Regions from separate parts of the Homo sapiens genome. Here region 2 is linked to region 1. A link is a contact called in ENCODE Hi-C or POLR2A ChIA-PET data. All regions are on one chromosome and are shown on one strand. The core of a region is the stretch at or near the end of the contact, and the rest is flanking DNA. Distances in the headings are between cores, read along the strand shown.

Region 1 (5,389 bases), core at 1,655-4,154:
CCATAGCATGATTATCAAAACCAGGAAATAAACATTTTAATAATCCTGTTAACCAATCTGCAGACCTCATGCAAGTTTTGTCGGTTCCCCTTTTTTTGTTGGCCAGGATCCAATTCAGGATCCTACATTTCATTTTGTTGTCATATCTCCTTAGTCTCCTTCAATTTAGGATAGCTCCTCAGACTTTTTTCTTTTATGATGTTTTCATTTTTGTAACATACTGGCCAGTTATTCTGTAGAATGTACATCAATTTGAGTTTGTTGGGCATTTTCTCATAAAGAATCTGTATTTTATTTTATTTTTGAGACAGAGTCTTGCTTTGTCGCCCAGGCTGGAGTACAGTGGTGCAGATCTTGGCTTACAGCAACCTCTGCCTCCCAGGTTCAAACGATTCTCCTGCCTCAGCCTCCCAAGTAGCTGGGATCACAGACATGTGCCATCACGCCTAGCTGATTTTTGTATTTTTAATAGAGATGGGGTTTCGCCATGTTGGCCAGGCTGATCTTGAACTCCTGACCTCAGGTGATCCTTTCTCCTCGGCTTCCAAAAGTGCTGGGATCACAGGCGTGAGCCACCACACCTGTCTAGAATCTGTATTTTAAATAGCTTTCATGAAGCTTTCCCCAAACACTTAGGCACTGCTGATCTGACACCAACCTAATTAATTGTGCCTCTGTAATATTACCTAGATACCATTTTAGAATCTATAATAAATTGGTAAGGTTTACAGTTTTCAAGGTTCATTGTAAATAACCCTATTTCTAAAATCTCTCTCTCTAGATAGATAGATCATTTTATTTAAAAAAAAATTATAATATTTTAGAAATAGGGTTTTACTTTGTTTCCCAGGCTGGCCTCGAACTCCTAGGCTCAAGTCTTCTCCCACTTCAGTCTACCAAGTAGCTAGAACTACGGGTGCATACCACTGCGCCTGGCTTATACTCTTTTCTTTCTTTCTTTCTTTCTTTCTTTCTTTCTTTCTTTCTTTCTTTTTTTTTTTAATTCAGAATTACTGGGGTTTTTTAAAATCTAATTTTAAAATGCCACCCAAATTAACCCAGAATTGTATCAGTCAAAAATGATTTCAGAATTGACTTTTTTCCTATCATGGAAACGTACCCTTTTTAAATAGAAAAGGCACGTGTAACATTTTGGATTTAGAAGGTTTAGTAGGGAAATACTATATATCTGAAATATCTCTTACAAAGTTAGAATCTGAAAACGATTTTTGCATGGGTTGTTAAAAATGACTAATGAGTTCATGAAATAAGATGCTATTCCAGACATGTAGAACAATGTTGGAAGAATAATACAGAATATGTGGAAAATAAAGTGAAAGTTGTTTTTTTGTTTTTAAGTAAAATTTTCAAATAATTAGTATAACAAAAGGCTTATCTGAGGTGTGATGGGAAACATTTTTATCTAACCTAACCCCACCACTCAAAAGGGCAAGTGTTTAAGATTTATTTGGTAGTTAGTATTTATTTATTAGTATTTTCTAGAGATTTAGGTAATATTTATCTATAAAAATGTTTAAGCAGCTTAGTCCTTTGTCCTTAGAGAATCTTCATTTAATCATTAACCCTTATGCTATTGTAAAGGAATAGCGGAACCAGTTCATAGTCATTTGTAAATTTTAAAAAAATTTAAATATCTCCGCCTCTCATTTCATTGAAGTTTTTATTCATTGGGATTTGAATGAATAAGATATTGCATCAGAATGTGCATTCACGTAATTCATTTAGCTTATCAAACATTGAAAAAATACCTTTTTAAGCAATATATGAAGGGTATTAATAGGCCATGATTTCCATTTCATGGGAGATTGTTATTTAAACAACTACACTCTCCGTGTGTTGTTCTCATCTACAAACTATTTGAAAATACACATTTAAGTTGGAGATTGATAGCAAGTAGGAGGAAGTATCAAATATGTATTTTTACTACCCAGTTTTATTTAGTATTGTCCCTTACTTTGCCATTAAAAATCATCTGCACCAGTGCCTTAGGATGTAGCAAATATTCACAAGCAAAGTAACGGATACCCTTAGGAGGCGGTTCGTACTGGGAGAGGCATGAGAGGGGACTTCTGGGAAACTAATGCCTTGTTTCTTGATCTGGAAGCTGGCTACACAGATATTTTCTGTTTGAGAAAATTGAGCAGTACTCTTACGTTTGCACTTTTCTGACTTTGCATTACACTTTAATATTAGTAAACTTGCACTGATAGGGTTACGGAAAATGAGAGATTGGATTGGGTGCATATTGAGGTTGTGATACCTATGAGATACCCATATGTATATGTGTAATAAGCAATTAGTTATATGAACATGAAGCGTGGGGAAAAAATCTGAAATAGAGATAAGAGATTTGAGGATCTTTAACTTCTAGGTAGTAGTTAAGAAAAGATTAAATTAAATCTCTCAGGGAGAGACAGGAAGGCGGCTGAAGACAGAACTTTGAGAGAAACCAAAGTTTAACAGGCTAGCAGAGAAGAATTGTCAATGACTGAATCCTACGGAAAACTAACATTCAAGGCGTAGATGCAGGAAGAAGAGCCAAAATTTAGTAAAAGCAAGTTTAGTGAGAACCAGAAGACTCTTGTGTCAGGGAGCCAAGAAAGGGGCCAAAAGGAAACAGTTACACGTTAGGACTTAGTTACACATTATGATTTTTTAAAGCTCTGTTGGATTTGCCATTTTAAAAGTCTTTTGAGTCCTTAAGCATTAGAAGTTTAGGCTTTGGAGTGAGGCATACTTAGTTTCTGTCTCTGTTCTTACTATTTCTGTGACTTTGAGCAAGTTATTTAACTTCTCTAGGCCTCAATTTCTTCTTATAAAATAATAGTACTTCCCTTTTAAAATTGTATGAACATCAAGTGAGAGAATGCATGTAAAGTCAGCACAGAGGCTGACTCATAGTAAACATTGAATAAATGGAAGCTATGAATATTAAAAGTAGTTTTGAGAGTTGAGATTATAGTTGGTTGAGGAATGAAACGGAAATGACTCTTGAGAACTTTGGATACAAAGGAGGAAGAACAAGGTCATATGGGGTCTAACAGTAAATATAGCCTCAAGGGAGATTTTTATTTTAGGAAAGAAACTAGAGGAGGAAAAGGGACTAGAACAGAGAGGAAATAAGCAGTGAAAGTGGTGAGAGGGAATGAAGTGTAACTATGGTTGGTTCCTTAATGTTGCTTCAGAATATCTTTGTGTTTCTTCTGATTTCCTGCTTCCAACATAAGCTGTATTTCTTACTGTTATTTACTTTCTTCACATATTCAGAACAGTGGCGGGTGAGACACCAAGTAAGAATTACCATTATTCTGTTGAATGTGGTAATCATACCAATACAAGAATAATATAGGGAAAAAGCATTCTATAACTTTTTCTCACCTGAAGTCTAGTCATCCAGTCAATAACCAAGTCCTGTTGGTTCTACTTCCACAATAAAAAATTATATCTTTCTTTACCTCTTCATCCACATTCCCACAGCCCTAGATTACCATCTTTTTCTCTCCCCTGAATTGTCATTTGCCTTATCATCGGTTTCCCTTCCTTGCATTTCACTTCCTTGTCATCACATTGCCCCCTTGCTTACAATTCTTATATCTTCCAACTGCTTTATTTTTTTTATTTATTCAAAATAACTCACTGCCTATTCATTAAACATTTGCTGCCAGTGATGAACAAGACAGATTCCTTTTAAATTCTTGCTCTCAAGAGCTTAAAAGCTGCCCTTAAAATGTGAACTCTTTGTGTGTCATACAAGGCCTTCTGTGATCTTCACCCATTCTGGTTGTCCAGCTGTCTGCTGCCTCCTTCTGGGGTACTCTGTGTATTCCTGTCATGCTATTACCACTGCATGTTCTCCTCACTCTTCTGTGGTATCCCCCTACCTGGAATGTACTCTGCCGCTTCTTTCACTACCTGTTAAACTTCTTTTCATCATATCAAATGTTGTCTTTTCTGTAAAGCCCCCTTTACTCTTCAGTAAGCGTGAGCACTTCTTCCTTTGTGTTCACATTGCATCCTGTGCTAACCCCCACTTTGGCATTTTAGCTGTGATCATAGTCTAACTATGATACTTTAAGGTTAGGAACTGTGTCACTATATTTTCAAATCCTAGAGCCTAGGAAAGTGCTTGGCATAGAATAATTAGAAGTTGTTAGCATTAGTTGAGAAATCACTATGCATCAAGACTGTGCTAAGAGCCAATATACATTATCCCACTTAATTCTCAGCAACAGCAGATGTAGTTATTATGATATCCCTATTTTCCAGGCAAGGAAACTAAGGCCAAAAGAGATCAAGTAATTTGCCCAATGTCTCACAGATAGGTACATGGTGGAGTCAGGGTTTAAATCTTTGACCCTGTGTTTTCAAAGTGCATGCTCTTAACCTCCAAATTCTCCTACATTAATAAATAGTTGTTGAAAGAATTCTGATATCTTTCTGATAAATCATACCTGAAAGTATTGGGGAGATTTTCCATTTTTATAATACAGATATTTAAAATAGTACGTTGCTGATTAATAATTACCGTGGTTTAAAATCATGCCCCTGCATCTGTTGAAGCAGATAAGGAAATGTGAGAGTTATGTTTTTATACCTCTCATCAAGACAAAAAAACCCACTTTCATTTTAGATAGCTCCATCTGGTGTGTATATATGTAAATATCAATATATATATAAACATACATATATGACGATATACTGACACATACATGCTTTAGGAATATAAAAAATAATAGTTCTTATGCTTAGGAACATACAGTACAGATAAGATAAGCCTTAACATAAGTGAAAGAATTAAAGAACAACAAATTGTTAAAGTGCCTTAAGTAATTGTCTTTCTACTGTAGAGCAGAAGGAAGTAGAGGCTTTTAACGAATAGGGGGATTCAAGGAATCAAGTGGAATATGAATTTAATAAGAGAAAAAAATCTGTCATTGGAAATCTGCAAGATAATAAAGTAAACACAGTTGTATCACCTCACATTTTTCCTATGAAAAGTAATCTTAAGCCTAAAAAACAAATAAGACTTGATTGCCTTTTTTTTTTTACCTGCTAAATTTATTTATTTATTTGTTTGTTTGCTTGCTTGTTTGCTTATTTATTCATTGAGATGGAGTTTCGCTCTTGTTGCCAGGCTGGAGTGCAATGGTGCGGTCTTGGCTCACTGCAACCTCCGCCTCCCGGGCTCAAGCGATTCTCCTGCCTCAGCCTCCCAAGTAGCTGGGATTACAGATGCCTGCCACCACGCCTGACTAATTTTTGTATTTTTAGTAGAGATGGGTTTCACCATGTTAGCCAGGCTGGTCTCGAACTCCTAACCTTTTTCCACCTGCCTCAGCCTCCCAAAGCACTGGGATTACAGGCATGA
Region 2 (4,807 bases), core at 2,262-4,761, 240 kb after region 1:
CTCCTGAGTAGCTGTGAATACAGGCACGTGCCACCATGCCCAGCTAATTTTTGTATTTTTAGTAGAGACAGGGTTTCACCATATTGGCCAGGCTGGTCTCAAACTCCTGACTTCGTGATCCACCTGCCTCAGCCTCCCAAAGTGCTGGGATTACAGACGGGAGCTACTGCACCCAGCTATACTATCCAGTTCTTATAACTACAAGTTACCCTACCAAAGTTTAACTTTCAAAAAACTATTAGAACTTTTAGTAAATAAAAAAATGAAATAATTAATTGAAATGGCAGTTCTGTGAGAGAGTACATTTTGTCTGTATTTGTTTTTCCTATAGTAAAGCCATCAATAAGGCCTATGAGGAGTATGTTTTATCTGTTGGGAATTTAGATGAGCGGATATTTCTTGGAGAGGATGCTGAGGAGGAAATTGGGACTCTCTCAAGGTGTCTGAACGCTGGTTCAGGAACAGAGACTGCTGAAAGGGTGCAGATGAAAAACATCTTACAGCAGCATTTTGACAAGGTGAGTTTAGCCATGCCAGAAGAGTAGAAATACAGGAGCAGGTAAGCCAGGGGTTCTTTTTTATTTTGGTAATTTCATGTTTGTGTTTTACTTGCCTACAGTATGAAGGAGAAAATTCTCATCATACTTCTCTTAATTGAAAAAGGTATCTCTATGATATTTGCTTTGTTAATATCAACTTTCATTCATTTTAGTGAGGTCTGAGAAAAAGAAATTAATATAAATTTAAACAAATGTGTCATGCTGATAATTGTTGGTTTTAAAAAGATGGGCCAGTAATATATGGTCTTATATGTAGTGAACATAGTGTAGGCATTTAGAAAGTGATAATTGACCTGACTGGGGCCTTCATTTAAGAGACTGGAGAAAATGAGGATCTACAGTCTTTAAGAAAATTCTTTTAAACTGAATTTCAGGACCACGTGGTATTATTTCAAACAGACACTTAGAGTGATGCAGGCCAAGAGTTTCCCTTCTGCTATGTGGTGGAACAGAAAACACCAAACTTCTGGCAAGTGCCACCAGGGAAACACTGGGTAATCCAAGGGCCAGTTCACCTGGAAGTGAGCTGCTTCAGACTTGAGACTGGTCTGCTTATTCATTCAACAGATATTCCTAAAGCATTTTATATGTCAGGTTGTGTCCTGGACACTGGAGATAAAGCAGTGAACAAAATAACCACGAGAACCCTGTTCTAAAGAAGCTTATATTCCAGTGTGGGGAGATGGACAGGAGATAAACAAGTAAATATATAGTATGTTGGGTGATGATAGATGAAGAAAATAGAGTAGTAATACAAAATATTGAGGGGAGGGGAGAATGGGATGGGTGGGCTGTGGTAGGTAAGGTGGTTGGGAACGGTGTCACACACCAGAAGTAAGTGAGGAAGCAAGCCATATGAATAGCTGGGTAAATGTATTTGAAGCTGAGAGCATAACAAATGCAAAGCCGTGAGGTTGGAACAGGATTAGCTTTTTGGAGGAACAGTGAGAATGCTAGTGTGGTAGGAATAGAGTGAGGGAAAAAGTGGTAAGAAGTGACGGGAGGCCAGGTGTGATGGCTCATACTTGTAATCCTAGCACATTGGGAGACTGAGGCAGAAGACTGCCTGAGCCCAGGAGTTCAAGACTAGTCTGGGCAACAAAGTGAGACCCCGTCTCTACATAAAATATTAATACAAAAAATAAGCTGGCCATGGTTGTGTCCACCTGTGGGCCCAGCTACTTGCGAGGCTGAGTTAGGAGGATTCGTTGAGCCCAGGAGTTCCAGGCTGCAGTGAGCCGTGATCGCGTCACTGCCCTCCAGCCTGGGTGACAGAGCAAGAGCCTGTCTTTAAAAAAAAAGAAAAGAAGAAGAAAAAGAAATGCAGGGAAGAGGGAACAAGAGAGCCAGACAGACCGTGTAGGCTTTGGAAGCCATCGTAAGGACTTTTGCTTCTGCTCTGATTGAGGTGAAAGCCATTAAGAGGGTTATTAAGAGGAGTGACTGATTTACATTTTTAAAGGTCTTCTGGGAAAGTGGGATTAGAGGCAAGGGTGGAAGTAGGGAGTTAAGAAGCTATTGGAATGATTCTGGCAATAGTTTATGGTGGCTTGCTTCAGAGAATGGTTTGTAGCTGGGCCATATTTTGGAGATGGCACCCACAGGATTTACCGAGGGTTTGTATCTAGGGTATGAGAAAAAGAGAACAGTGATGTCTCCAGTTGGGTGAATGATATAAAAGCTAAAATCCTGACAAGTGCCTGTAATGTTGTAAGTTATCTGGCCCTGGCTCTCTCTGAATTCATCTACTTTCCTCCCTCCTCACCCACTTATGCCACATTAACCTCCTTTTTTGTTCTTCAGATATGCCAGGCATGCCTGCAACACAAAGCCTTTGCCTTTGCAATTCCCTCTGCCTAAACTGTATTGCTTCAAGAGACTCATGTGGCTTCCTTCTCACTTCATTCTGGTCTCTGATAACCCAACTGCTATGTCAATAATAACCACAACATCCTCCCCAACCCTCAGGACTTCTTTTCCCCCTGACTCTGCTTGCTAGTGTTTCTCTTCGTATTTATCACTGTCTGACAGTAAGTAGGGAGGTAGGTAGAAAGAATTGTTTATTACCTGTCTCCTTGCATTAGAATATAAGCTTCACCAAGGCTGTGACCAGTGTTGTATGCAGCGCTTGGCACATAGTAGACATTCGGGGAACATTTACTACTGAAATTTATTAAGAGGGAAGAGCAAGTCTGGGGGAAGGGGAATCAAGAGTTAGGGTTATTAGCATGTTAAATTAGAGATGTCTTTTAAGCATCCTAGTAGAGAAGTTGAATAGACAGTTGAGGTATACAAGACCGGAGTTCACAGTTCACAGTAGAGGTTAGGGGTTGTGTATATATGTCCTGGGGTCATCAGGGTGGGTACAGATAGCTTTTTTTTTTTTTTTTTTTGAGATGGAGTCTCGCTCTGTCACCCAGGCTGGAGTGCAGTGGTGCAATCTCGGCTCACTGTGACCTCTGCCACCTGGGTTCAAGCGATTCTCCTGCCTCAGCCTCCTGAGTAGCTGGGATTACAGGTGCCTGCCACCATGCCCAGCTAATTTTTTGTATTTTTAGTAGAAACGGCATTTCACCATCTTGGCTAGTCTGGTCTTGAACTCCTGACCTCATGATCTTCCCGCCTCGGCTTCCTGAAGTGCTGGGATTATAGGCGTGAGCCACCATGCCCAGCCGTAGATGGCTTTTAAAGCTATAAAATGAGGAGGGATTACTTAGAGGTATGAATTGAGAGAGAATACAAGAGGACTAAGGACAAAGCTCAGGGTCACTCCAAATTTTGTAAGTCTTCATTTGGAGATGGAACATCCTAATATTTTTAAGATACCGACTTAATATTTGCACCCAAGTTAAAGATTCCTCTTGATCAGAATGAACAGGAAGCTTTAAGCTAAGCACAGTGCTACCAAGAAGCACCATGTTGACCTTGAGGACTCTGGCAGGAAGCTGTTTGTGGTTGTCACACCTAGTTTCCTCTGTGAAACTACTGCTGCCTGTGGGTGATGTGGTTATATGCTGCTGGCTGCTGTTGATTCTCCTGTTTGTGTACAAGGTGTTTTTCCCTCCCAGTGCCTCCCAATGTAGGCATCGGTTCATGCACAGTGAAGTAGTTGGCTGCAAGAAACCTTGTAAGGCAGGGAGCAGCCTTTTGAATGCAATAATCTACCCAAATCATTTTATTGACTTAATTATAGAATGAATTTCTTTGAAACAAAGTGAAAGTCTTAGTTGTATTACACTTTAAGACATAGAGAAAACATGTAGGTTTGTTTCTGTATACAGTAAATTTCTGTGCTTTTCTATATCTTATGAAACTTGAATAGTTGGCTCTGTTGCCAGGTGAAAGTTTTGCTAGGTTTTTTAAAAAATTAGAATAAGTACATTTAATACACAGGGAAATTTTATCTTGAATATTAAAAGACATTGTTAAGCTATCTTAACCTTTCAGAGTTTATTTGAAAAATCAGAAAGATGTTTTACTGGCTCCTTTGACACCAAGTCACATCTTCTCCATATTTATTGTCAAGAATGTTGACTTTAACTTATTTCTCTGAAGACCTGTCTACCTTAGGGGGAGAACCTGTGATAGATTCTGGTAACCAAAGGTAGAGGAGGGGCAGGAAGACCAATGAAGGCTGTTCTGCATCAAGTTGCCTTTTTAGGGAATGTTCAACTTATTATCTGTCTCTGAAGCAAATTTGAATATTTGGATGGTGGGTGTATTAATTCATTTTAACGCTGCTGATAAAGACATGCCCAAAACTGGGAACAAAAAGAGGTTTAATTGGACTTACAGTTCCACATGACTGGGGAGTCCTCAGAATCATGGTGTGAGGCGAAAGGCACTTCTTAGGTGGCGGTGGCAAGAGAAAAATGAGGAAGAAGCAAAAGTGGAAACCCCTGATAAGGCCGTCAGATCTCGCGAGACGTATTCACTATCACAAGAATAGAACGGGAAAGACTGGCCTCCATAATTCAATTACCTCCCACTGGGTGCCTCACACAGCACATGGGAATTCTGGGAAATACAATTCAAGTTGAGGCTTCGATGCAGACATAGCCAAACCATATCAGTAGGCTTTTGTTAAATCATGGATTTTTTTTGGAACCAAATTTAATCACAATTTTCTTTTATCTTTGAGTGTCTGCAAAAATAGCAGTAGATGGGAATTGTGAAATTCTGTTTCTCAGAGCTGAGAATAATCTTAATTTTTCAGGTGAGCAGAATGCTTATCTTTGCCTCCGAGC

The links. A loop is a pair of places that touch in the nucleus more often than their neighbours do. ChIA-PET counts read pairs that join two places held with the same protein, here RNA polymerase II (POLR2A). Pooled maps may share reads with other maps.
Region 2: a map with no recorded cell type shows a loop between it and region 1 (2.5-fold over the local background). The contact joins two enhancer-like sites. A Hi-C loop is called at or near these places in 2 of 168 maps with a recorded cell type or tissue (colonic mucosa and psoas muscle), 5 of 37 single-sample maps with no recorded cell type and 8 of 50 pooled maps. POLR2A ChIA-PET finds 5 or more read pairs at or near these places in 1 of 52 experiments (OCI-LY7).

What each region holds. Positions count from the first base shown.
Region 1 is chr16:53,216,967-53,222,355 of GRCh38, forward strand. The region is part of intron 3 of CHD9 (chromodomain helicase DNA binding protein 9); the gene reads left to right. Among named protein-coding and RNA genes, the nearest start is that of CHD9, 160 kb to the left of the region's middle. Within about 2 kb of position 2,905, at least 4 of the 41 ENCODE cell types and tissues checked have a DNase peak (open chromatin) inside an H3K27ac peak, as active enhancers do.
Region 2 is chr16:53,454,325-53,459,131 of GRCh38, forward strand. RBL2 (RB transcriptional corepressor like 2) reads left to right here. Exons shown (of 22, transcript NM_005611.4): 8 at 332-518. Among named protein-coding and RNA genes, the nearest start is that of RBL2, 22 kb to the left of the region's middle. Within about 2 kb of position 3,512, at least 6 of the 41 ENCODE cell types and tissues checked have a DNase peak (open chromatin) inside an H3K27ac peak, as active enhancers do.